Regions from separate parts of the Homo sapiens genome. Here region 2 is linked to region 1. Evidence: chromatin loops called from intact Hi-C (ENCODE). Cell type or tissue: dorsolateral prefrontal cortex. All regions are shown on one strand.

What was found. A loop is a pair of places that touch in the nucleus more often than their neighbours do. Peaks named below come from ENCODE experiments on the same cell type or tissue, not always from the same donor. Only the 100,000 strongest peaks of a DNase experiment are listed, where the experiment ranks them.
Region 2: it touches region 1 in a loop (2.7-fold over the local background); 18 of 110 quality-filtered maps call a loop at or near these places.

What each region holds. Positions count from the first base shown.
Region 1 is chr21:43,655,782-43,663,781 of GRCh38, forward strand. HSF2BP (heat shock transcription factor 2 binding protein) reads right to left here and starts at 3,707. Exons shown (of 9, transcript NM_007031.2): 1 at 3,605-3,707; 2 at 2,280-2,539; 3 at 806-956. The coding sequence starts at 2,315. RRP1B (ribosomal RNA processing 1B) reads left to right here and starts at 3,779. Exons shown (of 16, transcript NM_015056.3): 1 at 3,779-4,013. The coding sequence starts at 3,884. RefSeq lists a silencer at 3,812-4,001 and enhancers at 4,722-4,771, 7,521-7,580. In dorsolateral prefrontal cortex, a CTCF peak has its summit at 3,710; DNase peaks (open chromatin) are centred at 3,230, 3,750 and 4,520; H3K4me3 peaks cover 2,510 bases; H3K27ac peaks cover 1,917 bases.
Region 2 is chr21:43,340,183-43,348,182 of GRCh38, forward strand. No RefSeq gene overlaps it. Among named protein-coding and RNA genes, the nearest start is that of LINC00322, 12 kb to the left of the region's middle. In dorsolateral prefrontal cortex, no CTCF peak of the experiment used is centred here; no DNase peak of the experiment used is centred here.

The sequences.
Region 1 (8,000 bases):
GTACGGTGGATGAGAACTGTCCCTTCTAACTGGATGTGGCTGGCCCACTGACCAGATACGTTTGCACATGCCAGAAACTCATATTCTCGGGGTGAGCTATCTTCTTGTCTGGACAAGTGCTACAGCTACCTGGGCCCCCTGGATGCACCTTTTCTAGAGGGCACACAGGGAGGGATAACAACCAAATGTCATGCAGTAAATTGGCCTTTACCGTCAAAGGCTGATTTAATCATGATTTGGCCTCAATCAAGCAAGTGCTGAGACAATCTCAGAGTATGTCCAGGAACTTCAATAGGCTCCTAAACTGGTATTCAACATAACAGCTCAGCTCAAATCTCAAAAGTCTGAATGGACACCAGAAAGCCTAAACTTCAATCAGTTCTAGATACTGGCTCACCCATCCACCTAAAGATAAGTGAACACACTTCCAGCTATCTCTACTGACAAGTAAACTCCATGCAAGGTTTCCATTTGGCAAGATCCTTAACTTACACAGTAAGTACTTAATTTTCAGAATAGAGCTTTTCAGTTATCAAAAGTATAAAATTCTTCTGCCAATGAAGAGAGAGAGAAAGAGAAGCTGTTAATAGATGCTCAGAAAACTGGCAACCAACTTATACCAACTTACATATGTCCAAGTCACTACACTGAGGAAACCTCCCTTTCTTAGGTCATCAGACTCTCCCAAATATCATCACAAGGACTGTAAGAGTACCTTAAAATTCGTTTACAATTATTTACCTAGGGTAAATCTGCTAGAACAAATTACTGTTACCACCAATGACTGCTGAAAATGAAGACTCACTTTTTTCTACAATCTTTAATTTCTGGAAGCTCTCCAGCACCTCCCCATTTAGTATTCTGGGTAAGAAGTCCCGTATTTGCATCACTTCAGTTGTCAGCCGTTCCAGATCCTTCTTTCTGACTTTAACAAATTCCTCTTTAGTTCCCATGTGCTAAAAGAACAAGCAGATCTTATTATATTTCTCTTCACATGAGAAAAAAAACAACAGCTCAAGTTAACTTGCTTTTCTTTCACACCTCTTATGTGCATCGTTGTTTCAAATCATGTCTCTACCTACTGTATATTCTGCTATAGATATATTTTATGTACATACAAACATTTTGAAAGCTGAAGCTTCAGCCTTCAAAAAGGGAGCCAGATGTTAAAAATAATAAGGACAAACAGGCCAGGCATGGTGGCTCACACTTGAAATCCCAGGAATTTGGGAGGCCAGGAGTTCAAGACCAGTCTGAGCAACATGGAGAGACCCTGTCACTACAAAAATATGAAAACGTGCCCAGGAGGCCCGGCGCAGTGGCTCACGCCTGTAATCCCAGCACTTTGGGAGGCCGAGGCGGGTGGATCACCTGAGGTCAGGAGTTCAAGACCAGCCTGACCAGTATGGTGAAACTCCATCTCACTAAAAATACAAAAATTAGCCAGGTGTGGTGGCCGGCGCCTGTACGCAGCAGGCTGACACGGGAAGAAGGCTTGAGCTCAGGAGTTGGAGGCTGCAGTGAGCTATGATCGTGCCACTGCACTCCAGTCTGGGCAACAGAGCAAGACCACGAAAAAGAAAAGTCATACAAGAGCTCTATTCCTAAAAGTCAAAGAAAACGCCTGCAACTTTTTATCACTGCAGCACCAAACTAATCAGGAGGAAAAGGAAGTCATCTGGTTTCCTACTGGGTTTGCCAAGCCCTCCGCCCGTGATCTCATCTACTATTCACCCCAAGCCTCCAAGATTGTCTAGATGGAAATTAAGGCACGGGAGCTAGATGACTCTCAATGCAGCACAATTAATAACGGGTGGAAGCAGGATGTGAACACGGATCTGGCCCCAGTCCAAGCGCCTTCTCCATCGCATGCAATCAGTTACAGTTATAAAATCGATGGAGGGCAGATTCTCTCTAAGCCTGACGCTAAGTCCCGAAGCAGGGGGCCAGGGCCTTCGGAGGGGAACTGGGCTTCCACGGAGCAGAGAAGAGAGTGACCATCCATCCCACGCTCCCATGCCCGCTTTGGCGCCACTGAGTGCCCCCACCACGCGCAGCCTCACAGACCGGGTCCCCGCGTGGGTTTGGAGGCGAAGTCGCCTCCCGCCCCAGGTCTCCACCCCGCTCCGGCCCAGCCCACGCCGTTAGGGGAGGAAGTCTCCAGGCTTCCCCCAAGCACGCGACAGCGAGCCGTCTCCGAGCGCACGGGGCGAGGCCCTGAGGGGAGCGAATGGCGACGGTTCAAACACGCTGGCGTCGGCCAGGGCTTCCTCACTAACCCGGCAGGCCTCCTCAGCGGCGCCCGCTTCGCCCATGGCCGCTGCCGCCTCCGCTCCGTTCGCCTGAGCGTCGGCGCGCCCTCTGACCCCTCACGCCAGAAAGCGCGGGAACGAATCCACGCCGGGGGTCGGGAACGGAGAGCCGCCAGGCCCAAACCTCCCAGAATTTGCGCAGTATTCTCGGCCTAGAGAGCGAGGAGTGGCCTTGGCGAGGTCCCTCTTTGGCTCTTCTGGCTTAGCCGGGGTTTTAAACTTGTTATCTGCAAAGCAGAAGGAAAGTCAGCCCCTGATGTAAGTGTCAAGTAAAATAAATCGGATGGGTCCTTTCCTGTTTGGCGAGGAATGCTACACTAAGGGGGACTGCGTTCAAATGGGCAGTCTTTGCTGGAAACCTCGCCTCCGCGCGCCTTCCCTCGCTCGGATTCAGGCGCTTTTACGTTAAGGGTTGAATTTTTGTGTCAACAGGCACCTCGGGAGGTCGCCTAGACAACTGAGCGGAGCAACTGAGATAACCCCCGCTACGTGTGGAGTGACCTAGTCCATTAACTTGCCCCAGCACGCCCGCTGAGTCCGCAAAATATAGGATGGCCTCGGGTTTTAGATGAACCCAAAGCTAAGATTTCTTCCCTCTCTGGAATTAGCAAGCAGCCCGCCCTGCCCAACTCCCCTGGAAGCGCGCGTGCTCGCCAGGCCTCGGGACGCCTGCGCGGGCGCCCTTGCACTGGCACCAGGGCTCCGGGGTAGGGGCGCACCGATCTGCCCAAGCCTCTGCAGGCACTGGAGGAAGGCGAGCCCTCCACCCGCTCAACAGGCCCCAGTGCCGGCCTTTCCTTCCAGTCTCAACTCCACCCGGGGGCCCGGGGGCTCCACAGTTAAAAACTCCACGCCACGGAGATCGCAGGTAAGCTGCTGGCTCAACGAGGTGTGCTAAATGGGATTAAAGATCCTGGACCGTGGCCAGGCGCGGCGGCTCAAGCCTGTAATCCCAGCGATCAGGGAGGCCGCCGCGGGAGGATTGCTTGAGCCCAGGAGTTTGAGACCAGCTTGGGCAACATAGCGAGACACCGTCTCTACAAAAAAATAACAAATAGTGGGGCGTGATGGCGCGCGCCTGTAGTCTCAGCTACTTGGGCGGTCGAGATGGGAGGATCGATCGAGTCTGGGAGGTCGAGGCTGCAGTGAGCCAGGATCACCGCCAAGATCGCGCCACTGCATTCCAGCCTGGGCGACAGAGGGAGACCCTGTCTCAAAAACAAACAAAAAATCCTAGACCGTTTACAAACAGCCTTCCGTCTCTTCCTGGTCAAGTCCTAACCCTGGCTAACCTCGCCGTCTACAGCCTGAATTTTGGCAACCGAAAGGCAGCGCCGGCGCCACGTGCACACGGGCTGGGCCGCTCCGCCAGCTGCCAGGGCCACTGCCGCGCTCACTCCCAGAGCGCGCTGCGAGCCGCGGCGCCTTTGTGACGCCATCAGCCCGCGCGCCGCCGCCGCCGCCTTCTGTGCAGTCGCGGCCCGGGCGGACGGTGGCTGGCTGCTCCGCAGCGCTCGGCTGGCTGCAGCGGCACCGCGGGTTGCGCGGCCGGGGATGCTCCAGCGGGCGCGATGGCCCCCGCCATGCAGCCGGCCGAGATCCAATTTGCCCAGCGGCTGGCGTCCAGCGAGAAGGGCATCCGGGACCGAGCGGTGAAGAAGCTGCGCCAGTACATCAGCGTGAAGACGCAGAGGGAGACAGGTGGGCGCACGGCCGCGGTCAGCCGCGCCACATGGCGGGCCGGGGGCCGGGGCTGGGGCTAGGGCCAGGGCCCCGGCACGGAATGCGGCTTCCACGTGTTGTCGTGACACCCAGCGTGTGCTTCGGTTTCCGCGCTGCCGGAACCGCTTCTTGCTGTGTCTAGTGCCTTTTTACACTTAAGGAAACGGGTTGAGGGGGTTCCGTTACTTATGAAAGTCACAGTAAGCGGGGAAGCTGAGAAAAGACCCACATGGGTCCGATTCCCCAGCCGGCATCTCGAATCACTGGGCTGCCCTGATTTGCCCTGGTGTCCGGTCGGTGATTGCCGCCTTCCTTTGACCAGCACCTTTACGTGACGGGGCTGCAGGAGAGAAGACAGACAAAATCACTACCCTCGAGGATCTATTAGTAATAAAGCAAGGAGGCAAACAGGCAAATAAAGTAGACCTTGTGTAAGTGTAGTAAAGGAAATGAAAACCAGGTAGCAGGCCGGGCGCGGTGTCTCACGCATGTAATCCCAGCACTCTGGGAAGCCGAGGCGGGCGGATCACCTGAGGTCGGGAGTTCGAGACCAGCCGGACCAACATGGTGAAACCCCGGCTCTACTAAAAATACAGAATTAGCCGGGCATGGTGGCGCATGCCTGTAATCTCAGTACTCGGGAGGCTGAGGCAGGAGAATCGCTTGAACCTGGGAGGCGGAGGTTGCGGTGAGCCGAGATCGCAGCATTGCACTCCGGCCTGGGCAACAAGAGCGAAACTCCGTCTCAAAAAGAAAAGAAAAGAAAAAAGGAAAAAGAAAACCAGATAATAGCAAAAAGGGAAGGAGGTTGCTCTTCTTGATAGGCTGTTCTGGGAAGGCCTCTCTGGGCTGATAATCAGCTCAGATCTGAAGAGAAATGAGCGGAAACCGCCTATGCAGAGGCAGGAAAGAGCTTCACGTGCCCTAGGAGTGGTTTGAAAGACCAATAAGTTGGGGTTGGGGGGGCGAGTGTTATGAGATGAAGTTGGAGATGTAGGCAGTGGCCAGATCACACAGGGCTTTGTAGTTTAGATTTTAACGGCACTGCTGTTGGATGATTTCATTTACCTGATCCAAAAATACTTTCTATAAACTCTTGAGTGAGCCCATACAATATGAACTACAATGTGTAATAGAGGTTTTAAGATAAAGTTTTATTTAGTTACTGATGGTACTAATACATTTAGAATCTGCTTAAAAGAACAGATATTATCTCCCCCATCACTGACATTCTCAGTTTGTTTTATTTTTAAGAGAAATCACCAGACTACCCAAAAAAAGAAAATACACTTTCCTGGGAAGTCTGATAGAAAAAGGAATAAAGACCAAAATTCCTGACTTTGATTCTGTTAAGAATCTCCCCAAGAGATTTTGTTTAGTCTCACAGTTCCAGGTACCCCATATATGCTGGTGGTTTCTAAACCTAAATTGTTGTCCCAGCCCATTCCTACTTGCAGCTCGGATGTGCCTTGCTAGCCTGGCTTCTCTACCTGGCACCTCACACTCAGGATGCCAAAAAAAGTTCTGTTTTCTTTCCCCGAAATCCTGTTCTCTGCTGCTGCTCCACTGCCACCTGTTTTCTTTTCTTTTGGTTGCTGGTTCCCACCAGCCATTCAGATTCCAGCCGGACACACGGGATTGTCCTGGACTCCTCTGAATTCCTCATCCTCTTCCCCTGGCCCACATCCAGTGGGAGGACCCCCGTCCTCCCTCGTTCACCTCCTGATGACATAAATTCTTGACCGTGGGCTCTTTGTATCTCACCGAAACTTCTGCGCCCGCATATTCCCCAACTGGTCTCCTTAACTTCACTTGTGTCCCCAGGAATCTGTCCTCCACAGACCAGCCCAGGGTCATCTTCCTAAAACAAATCTGATCCCACATCACCAATATTTTTTGAAATTCAGTGTCTGCAAGTCATGATCTGTCCTCAGGTGCTCTTCCTGCCTAAGCCCCGTGTAACTGCTTCATGTTCCGTCAACAGAATCGGTGATGGTTCTTGGTGTACAGCACACAATTTCTCACCTCTCTGCCTTTGCTTCTCCTGTTCACTCTGCAAAGAATCCCACACCTTCTTCACTGCCAGCATTCAGTTCAGTATCACTTCCTTCAAAAAGCCTCGCCTAGCATCTTGCCCTACTCCTCCAGGGTTCTAAAACATCCATTGTGTCTCTGTTGTAGCACTTAGCTACATTGCTTCTTAATTATCAATGTGTCATCCTTCTCCCGAAACACCGTAAGCTTCCATCTGTTTTCTTAGCCAGAAGTGGGAGTACATGCAACCGTAAAAGGTCTTGGCCTGTACAAGAGTGGAAGACCAGAGGCAATACTTACGGTGCTAAGACAGCCTAGACAGAGCCTTTTGCTCAAACCCTTTGGTGAGCCAGCCCAGGATTTGCAAATGCAGAGGTTATGCGGGGGCCTAAGACCAGTTTACACCAGTGCTCCAGAGTCCTGTCTGGTTAGTGCCTATCACACCCAGAGTGACTTGTCTTGTATATCTTGTTCACCACCACATTGCATGGAGTACAGTGGACCTTCAGAAAATAACTCCGCAGCATGAACGTCGTGGACAGTGATAATGGGACAAGAAAACACAAGGTCTCCACCACAGCTATGCCCCATCACAATTACAGCACAAGTTTGGAAATAACTTGGCCTGACATTCGACTCCCGATGACAGGCTCCAACTTTTCTGCATCTTGTCTTAGGCATCATAAAGGAAATGTGAGCTATCACTCTTCCTGAAACATGAGCTGTTCTGCAGCAACATCAATAGATAGCTTTGTCATTTTAAAAATAAATTGGAAATCTTTGTATTGCTTTAAGTAACAGTGTTGCGCTCTTGCTTTAACTGTTCAAGTTGGGTGCTCACAGTCATAAAATGATCACTCTCCATGGCTTTCATCCATAAGAGCTTATTTGTCCCAATTCATTCATTCATTCATATATTTAGCAAACATTTATGGAGTGCCAACTGTGTACTATTATGTACGCTATTCTTGGCACTGGGAATATAGCAGTGAACAAAACAGACCATCCCTGCCTATCTTATCAGTTCTGCAACTTTAAAAATATTGACTAAAATGGGGAGGCATCCCAAAATCAACCCAGTGACAATTTCATTTGTATCATTGCTTTCTTTTTGGCAGCATACAAAATAACAGTACATCTTATGGTTGATGCTATATTAGATTCAGTGTAGATGATGGAGGATATAAGTTTTTTTATAATGATGGGGTTAGGGTTCTCTCTATCCAAGAGTTATAATAAATAGAAGTTGTGGATGTTCTGACACTGGGGTGTGTTCAAGTTTAACACTTTACCCCCATCTAAAATGGCTTCTGGGCTCATTGCGTGGTGAGAGTGGCTGTTGGATTTGCTCATTTCAAAACTTACTAATATTTCACATGTCTACATGTCTCACTTTGATGTTTACCTCGTTTGTTTTGTGTGTTTTTGTTTTTTGAGACAGAGTTTCACTCTTTCACCCAGGCTGAAGTGCAACAGCGCGATCTCTGCTAACTGCAACCTCCACCTTCCAGTTTCAAGCAATTCTCCCGCCTCACCCTCCCGAGTAGCGAGCGCCCACCACCACGCCTGGCTAATTTTTGTGTTTTTAGTAGAGACGGTGTTTCACCATGTTGGCCAGGCTGGTCTTGAGCTCCTGACCTCATGATCCGCCCGCCTAGGCCTCTCAAAGTGCTGGGATTACAGGTGTGAGCCACACCGTGCCCAGCCTTTGTTTTTGTTTTTTTGAGAGACAGAGACTTGCTCTGTCGCCCAGGCTGGAGTGCAGTGGCACAATCTCGGCTCACTGCAACCTCCACCTCCCAGGTTCAAGCGATTATCCTGCCTCAGCTTCCCAAGTAGCTGGGACTACAGGCATGCACCACCATGCCCAGCTAATTTTTGTATTTTTTTAGTAGAGACAGGGTTTCACTCTATGATGGCCAGGCTGGTCTT
Region 2 (8,000 bases), 320 kb before region 1:
GAGCACGGTCCGTGAAGAGCCAGGCTGGCTTAGGGAGACAACACGATAGCGCCTGGTAGGACGGCCTCCTCCGTCAGGGCGGCACCTCTGTCCAGGGACATCACCAGGTGGGGGTGGGCTGCAGGGGCTGGGGAGGAGGGACAGGCCCTGATGAGGGAGAGGTGCCCTCCAAAGATGACCAAGGCGTCAGCATCTGCCTCTAGGCAGGGCTCCCAACCTCGCACCCCGAGTGGGCTGCAGGTCAGTGGAGTTGTTGGTCCCACCTGGCCTGGGACTGGACGGACCCCCAGCAAGGAACCTCAGGGGCACCCAGCTCTCCTTGTGGCTGGGAATGGGACCCAGTGAGCACGCTCTGCCCAGGGTCTTTAAACACAAGTCAGTCTGTCCTCAGTGTTTAAAGCCAGCCCCGATGACCAGCAGAGTCCCCTTCCCAGGCCAGGAGCTGTGGCCCCGGCATGCGCCCTCCAGCCTGGGGAGAGGGGCCGTCTTGGAGCTCAGCAATCAGCTGAGGTGGGGTGTTTGAGCCGAGGAGCAGAGGGCGTCTGCAGAGGTGAGCTGAGGGAGGCAGGTCAGGCTGTCGGGGGCAGTTGCTGCCAGGAGTTGGGGGCAGCCTGCTGGCGGGGGCACCTGGACGGTGCCTGGGCTGTTGACTGACTCAAGGTAGGTTGGAGGGGTTGGGGGAGCTGCCTTCTTGGGAGGCCTTTGCGAGGATAAAGCGTGGAATGTCAGAGATGACTCACATCTTCTGTTCCTGGGTGGGCGGGGTCGGTGACGAAGGGCGGTCGGGAGGAGACACACGTGGGGTCACATAGCTGGACTCAAACCCGGCTCTTTCCCAGGGAAGTGCTGCACTCACGCCTGACGCTCCCTGGAGCGCCCTGTAGGGACCCCACGAAGTGCACCTTCTTCTCGCCCCTCCTGGCCACTGTGTTTCTCAGGAGTATCCTTTGAGGACCCTTTCAGTGAAATTGCAGGTTTCCAGCCGTGGCCAGGGCTCCTGCCAAGCCCCTCAATTAGCTGGAGTCCTTTGGTGGCCACAGGGTGGCCGGCCCACTGCTGCTGGGGGCCGTCAGGGCAGCCCGTCCTGGGAGAGACAATTCTCCAGCTTCCGCCTTCTCTTAGGGGACTGACCTGGTGCTTGTATCATGGAAACTGCTTTTAAAAACCCAGCTCCTGGGGAGACAGGGGTGTGAGCTCAGCACTGGGCTGCATATAGCCACCCCTGTCTCCCTGCGGGACCCTCTCTGCATCCCCAGAGCTGTGATGTCACCGTGACTCCCAGTAGCTGCTGAGCACCCGGCGTGAGCCCCTCCTGGCCAGCTCAGCACTGACGCAAATCAAAGGCTCCCAGCTCCCCGGGCAGCTGCCACTGCCCCAGCTGGCAGCCCTAGGCTGCCCGGGGTGAGGGGGGCTCTGGCGTGAGGCCTGCTATTTGAGGTCATCAGCTGCTCTTCAGGGGGCAGCCAACATGGCTTGTGGGGCTCCCCAGAGGTCAGGGAGAGGCAGATACTCTGAAGCTCCTGGTGGGGACGGTGGCCCCATGAAGCCACAGGTTCTGCCTGCCAGGCCAGCCCCTGCTCGTCTCCCTGTTCCCGGCGGATGGTGGCCCCTTGGCTGTGGTCATTGGCGGTGTGGCCCGAGTGGCACTTGAAGCATGGCAGGAATTCAGGCCAGGGTGCCCACAGGCTGTGAGGCAGGCGCCGTGCCTGCCCCAGGGGTGTGAAGGTGGCACATGGGGGCCATGTGCCATGTGTGGTGGCACATGGGGTCATGCAGGGCAGCCTCTGCAGGGGGTGAGCGGCATGTGGGCCGTGTCCTATTTCCTCTGGGTCCCTTTATACCTGGGCTTCTTAACAGCAGCTAGTGGGAGCTACAGCTGCTGGCCTCCGTCAGCCTCCCAGGGACTGTCTCATCTTTCAGAAGATCCTCGCCAGGGCGGCTCACCGCCACACGGACACACGGAACGAGTCTTCTGAGAGCCACATGGGAGCTGGGCTGCATAATGGGAGGCCTGGGGCGCCCTTTAGACCCCACCAGACTGGAGCCACCATGGAGATCTCAGCTGCCCTGGTGAGCGCCACCCACTGCTCCACAGACACACGCTGCCAGCCTGCAGGAGCAACCTGTGCATCCTTAAATAGGCGCGTGCACACACACACACACAAACATACACATGCACACACACACACTCATACACATGCACAAACATACACACGCACACACACACATACACAAACATACACACATACACAAACATACACATATATACGCATACACACATACTCATACACACATGCACACACACATATGCACACACATACACATGCACACACATACGCACGCATACACACATACACGCACTCATGCACACACATACTTATACACACACGTGCACATATACACATACACATACACTTGGGCTTACACACACATTCCCGTGCACACCCACACAACACACTCACTTGCACATACATATGCACGCACACACACATCAAGCACATGTACAGGACACGAGCACACACACGTGTGCAAAATGTGTGCACACATGTACACAGCACATATGTGTGTATGCAATGCAAGCACACGTTCACATGCATAACGGCAGAGAGCGTGTCTCAGGATTTTGACCGTTTCTCTGTCCCCTCCACGACACACACACTGTGCAGCTGGGGCTGAGACCCTCTGCCCTGCACTCAGTTGGCATGAAGGATCAGGGTGTCCACGGGCTGAGAATGGCCACCTGGGGGCTGACAATGGGGCAGCTGTTCAGGGTCAGGGTGGGTCCAGGTGGGTGGGACGAGACTGGGGTTGAGGACGATGATGTGAGGCCCCCCCCCAGGGCACCTTTGCCCCCGACAGGCAGCCCGGGGTGAGAACTGGCTCCAGCCACCTTTATCCGATACGTGAGGCAGACAGTCACGGGACACGGTGGACATGACGCTCTGCTGTGCAGAGAAACCGCTCTGTGTGCACAGCCCAAGTTCACTGGGCGGTCACAGCTGGGTAAGGATGGGGAACACAGCAGCCTGTGACCTCTCAGCCACTGCAGAGGCCACCTGTGTGGGTGGCCTTCAGAGGGCAGAACCCTCCCTGGGGACGCACCTGCCTCAGGCGCGGCCTGTGCATTCCTGCCTGGAGACAGGAGCTACCAGTCCCCGGCGCTGTTTACCTTCCGTCTGGCGGCCCAGCAGAGAGCCACCGCCCTCCCCTCTCCTGGCCTATATATAAGGCCTTGTCCTGGCTTTGCCCTGGGCGGGGACGCTGCTGTACTGTGCTGACCCTCTGCTCCCAGAAACCCAGGGCCACTGGCAGCTTCAGGGACAACCCTGCCTCTGAATTGGGGCCACGGACACCCAGGTTACTCACAAAATAGGTGCCCTTTTCCATGCAGATAGCTGAAGTGCAGACCCAGAGCTCGTGGGATTGCTGGTGGAAACTTCCAGAAGCATGCAGCAGGATTGCCATGGGGTTAGGAAGCCAAACAATCAGCAGACAGGCAGGTGCATCTCGGTAGGACCCCGCTCTGGGGAGGTCCCTGAACTGCATCTCCTGCTGGGGTCAGGACCAGCCTGCTTCCCAGAGCGCCCCGTGTGCTCCCATAGCAGGGCCGGGCTGGCACTCCTGGGCAGGACCGGCACTCCTGGGCCAGGCTGGCACTCCTGGGCCGGGCTGGTGTCAGCGGGCCCCAAAGACAGGCCCCAGGCCTGGGTGAACTCAGGGGCTCCAGCTGCAGCTCACCAGCCCAGGAAGTGGTTGCTGGGGGTCCTTAAGAGGCTCCATTCTCCCGGTGGGCTCCCCTGCATCCCCTCCGGCTGCCTCCCCCGCTGCACTAGCCTTTGCAGGTGTGTGTGTTTACCTTTAATAACTTAACCCTTTGGCCCAGTCTCCATCTGCCGACGCACAGCAGGCTGGCGGTCGTGCTCCCCACGTGGCAGGGCTGGTGGCCATCACCAGCAAGTGTGGGCAGGGCTGGAGGGGGGACCAAGCAAGGGCTTCTGCCCTCAGGCACAGCAAAAGCCAGAGAGGCGGAAGGACCCCTGCCCCCACCCCACCCGCTGGGGAAGGTGATGGTCAGGAGGGGGCTGATCGAGGGTTGCTCAGTCACCCCAAGATGAGGAGCAGTCGCTGGCACAGCCGCCTCGGCCCTCCTTCTCTCTTGGCAGGTAAATAGAGGCCCAGGTGGCACCCAGACCAAGGCAGACGCCTCTGCTCATTTTGGCCGAGCAAGGCCAAAGGCAGCCAAGGGTTGGTTTCCCTGCCCGCCCCCAGTCGAGAGTCAACATCCCACACACGCCAAACTGCCCTTTAGTTCCTAAGACGTAAATATTTGCTCTTCCGTTAAGAAAATACTCAGCGGTCCTCCTTTAAGTGCAGTGTATACCCCGGCGCCCTTCAAAAGCAAACACTGCTGTTTCCAAACAAGGAGTGCAAGGAGAAAGCCTGCGTGGGGGCTCCTGGGGGTGCACACCGACGCTGCGGGCTCTGCCCCGACCTGCCTGAATGTTCTCCAAGCCCAGGGCACCCAGGAAGGAAGCCGAGTTTGGCGAGAGGGAGACTGGCAGGAGCCCAGGGCCCTGAGACCGAGGCTGGGAGGAAGATCGGGCTGCTCTCCGCCACTTGGTGTTGCACGGCCGCCCCCAGGCCCCACCCGGGGGCGGCAGGCAGGGGCTTCTGCTGGGAGTGAGCCAGTCTCCAGGCCCCCAGCCCCCACCCGACCTTGCCAGAGCAGCAGTCAGAGGGCAGAGAAAGGCAGGGACCTTCAGTTGCACAGGAAGGTCTGCATCTGGGTCCGTTCTGCTTCTCACTGCACATGTGGCCTTGCGCAGCCTGTCCGCCTCTCGAGATCTCAATATTCTCACTTTAAACTAAGGGAACACAGCTTCCTTGCACCGCCGCTGACCTCCCTGGGCTGGACCTAAGCTGTGGCTGGTGGCTGGGGGCCCCAGCTTATGGACTGGGGCGTTTCGTCCCAACAGTGTCTCGTGACTTCACGTCGGTAGGTTGGAATCGGCCATGCTGGGAGTGTTTGCACCACGGGAACTGGTGAATGCTGTGCGTCAAAGCCAGGTCACCGCCCACCGACGGCCCTGGTCTCCCAGGGCCCCTCTCGCCTCACCTTGGGGGCTGCATTACAGACTGGAAAGGCTGCTTATGAGCATGGCACATGGTGGACCCTTGCTACAGGAGTCACACGAATGCATGAGAAAACCAAGGAACAACTGAATAGACAGCTGGGGCCATGCTCTCTCACGTCTCCACTTCTGCCGGGTGTCAGAACTTCCCAGGGCAGGGGAGCAGCCCCTTCCCACAGGCATCTCTCCCTGCAGAGAAGACGCCCCAGAAACCCACACTGCAGCGAGGGCCAGCGTGGCCCCCTGCCTCCCTGGCGACATCACAAGGGCCTCCATGCAAGTCCCAAGCGGTCCATCCGAGGTGCAGGGAAGCCGGGTGCCCGCGCTCTCTGACTGCTTCCTGTAGATACGTATCGAGCTGCCTGGGAGCCTCTTCGACCTGGGTGTGTGCGTCCCTGTGCCCCAGCCCCCTCCGGAGAGGCTCCTCACTCCCAGCTCAAGCAGATCCTAGAAGTTGTCTCTGATCTGGACCCCGCTCCAGACCACACTCTGGCTGGGAGCCGGGTTTGGGGCTGACCACGTGAGAACTCCCACGGACGTGGGTTAGCGCCTGCTCCAGGGCTGGCGGAGGAGGAAGGGTGCCCGGCCGCCCAGACCCCACCATCTCATCTGGGCCTGAGGCATCGGCCCGCAGAGCCCCAGTTCCCCGTCGCCGAGAGGGTATGAGAAGCGTGTGCCCAGCCAGAGCTCAGTGAGGACGACCTCTGACTTCCTTCATTTTAATCACGTCTTTCCAGGGGCCTCTGGAGCTGATGCAGGGGCTCCCTGGGCCTCTCTAGGGGACAGTGTTACTGGCTTATTTTCTGCCAACAGGAGCAAAAGATTAGGCAACACATCACCCTGAGTTGGGCGGGGTGGAGGGTCGTGGTCAATCCCGTATCCACCACGTGATCCAATGAGAACAGGCAAGGCCCGGGAACTGTGAGTAAGAAAGCGCTCGGGCTGAGTCACGTGCAGCTGAGCGGGGGCCTGTCCTTCCTGTCCTCCTGGATGGAGGCCCTCCCTGCGGGTTCCTCTGCTCTTTCCTGCCCCACTCCTTCTTTCATGAAGCAGCCCCTCCACCCCGAGCCTGTCCTGGCCCCATTTTAACCCACGCTGCTTCTTCCTCTGCATCTCTGGCTGTCAGGGAGGCCCCGCTCAAGGGCCTGCTGAGGCTCCACCACCCCCTCCTCCTGCAGAAGACATGTTTTTCACCTGCCCCAAGGACCAGGCAGCCTCCTGCCAGGCCTCCCCCTGCATCCCCTCATTCCAGAGGGCTCCCAAGGGCAGAGGCAGCTTGAAGTGAGCGTCTGTGGACGGCAGGCCCGCCTCAGGGGAAGCACACACAGGCTCTGCTGCACTCGGAGGCTTCCAGCCAGCCGTGGACGGTCACCATTCCCCAGCTCGGGGCCCACTGAACAGGGCTGGGAGATGGTGCAGTGGGAGGCCCAGAGGAGGTTCTAGGCCTACCCAGTACCTGGCCTGGCTGCTTGGGGAGGGGCAGCCACTGTCCCTGGAGGGCCTCGTCTGTGCGGGTGCCCCCACGGCACACACCATCCAGGAATTCCAAGTCCCGGGTCAGGAGTGTGACCACCGCCTGCCTGCAGCAGGCTGAGGAGTGAGGTCTGTGAGCCTTTGCTTCCCGGCCTGCTGCTGACTTACCCCTCTGCCAGGAACGACCACGCTGGACTCTGCAGCTTGGGCCAAGATAGCAGTCCCAGAAGAATGTTTCTGAGATAGGGTCTTCGTGTCCCATGATCCGGCAGCTCCCAGACCACAGTGAGGGGGCCAGGGACCACCCAGGTCTCCGTACCCCTTGGGGAGCTCTGGCGTCACCCCCATCTGTCTGTTTTGGGTGTAAAGTGGAGTCCACAGGCCCTGGAACCCACCAGCAGTTTTGAGTGGCTGGGCCTGACCTTTCAGTTGGTACTGAGAAGCCCTCGGCCCTCACCCCCAACTGCCACCAAGGAACCCTGTGGTTACCTAAACCCCAGGCCATGTGGCTGGGACCCCAGGGCCCGCCTTTCCCACCAGGCCCACTTGCAAAGGCAAGGGTGAACCCCCAACCCTACAGAAAGCAGGCACCCGCACCTTCCAGATGGCTCCCCCACTGCCCCAAAGCACAAATGACTGGTCAGACCGTGGGCCTGAGAACAGACGCCCCATCACAACCCAAGCACACACTCCCAGGAAACAAGCCAGCGGCCCCTCCATTCATCTGAGGAGCACACGAAGAGCTTAGACCTTTTTGAACTCTTCTTCCAGAGCATGTGATGGAGCCACACCTCACTGTTCAAGACCGACCGACAGAGGACAGATGTGCCTGGCAGGTTCCTTCCCCGTCCACAGTGCCGGCCCCCAGCCCGGCTCTGGCCCTGTTAGCCTGGTGACCGTCACAGCCCAGGCAGGGAAGGGACGTCAGGACCCAGGGACCCCAGGACACCCGGTGGGAAGAGGCCTCAAATCAGGCAGGGCCTTAGGATGCTTGCGGTGGAATGGGATTTTAGCGTCTACTTTTGAACAGTCATAGATTGGTTTTCTTGCATATTAGAAAAAAATGTAGGGCATAAAAACCACGACGAAGGATTCTGGCATTTTTGGCAGAGGCTGAATTCGTAGTCAGCCTGAGCCGGCTGAATGAGAAACACCCGTCTCTTGGAGGGGCCTCTGGTCGGCACCCCGTCTCCGGAAGGGGCCTTGCGGTCTCTGCCCTCAAAGTGCAGAAGCATCCACAGATGTGGAAAAGTGGGTGTGGCTTGTGCCAATTACACTGTGTTTATGGACCTGGAAATGGGAATTCTGTTTAACTTTCATGTGTCACAAAGCCTTCTCTTTTCCCCAACCATTTGTAAATGTTAGAATCATTCCTAGCTTGTGGTCAGACATGGG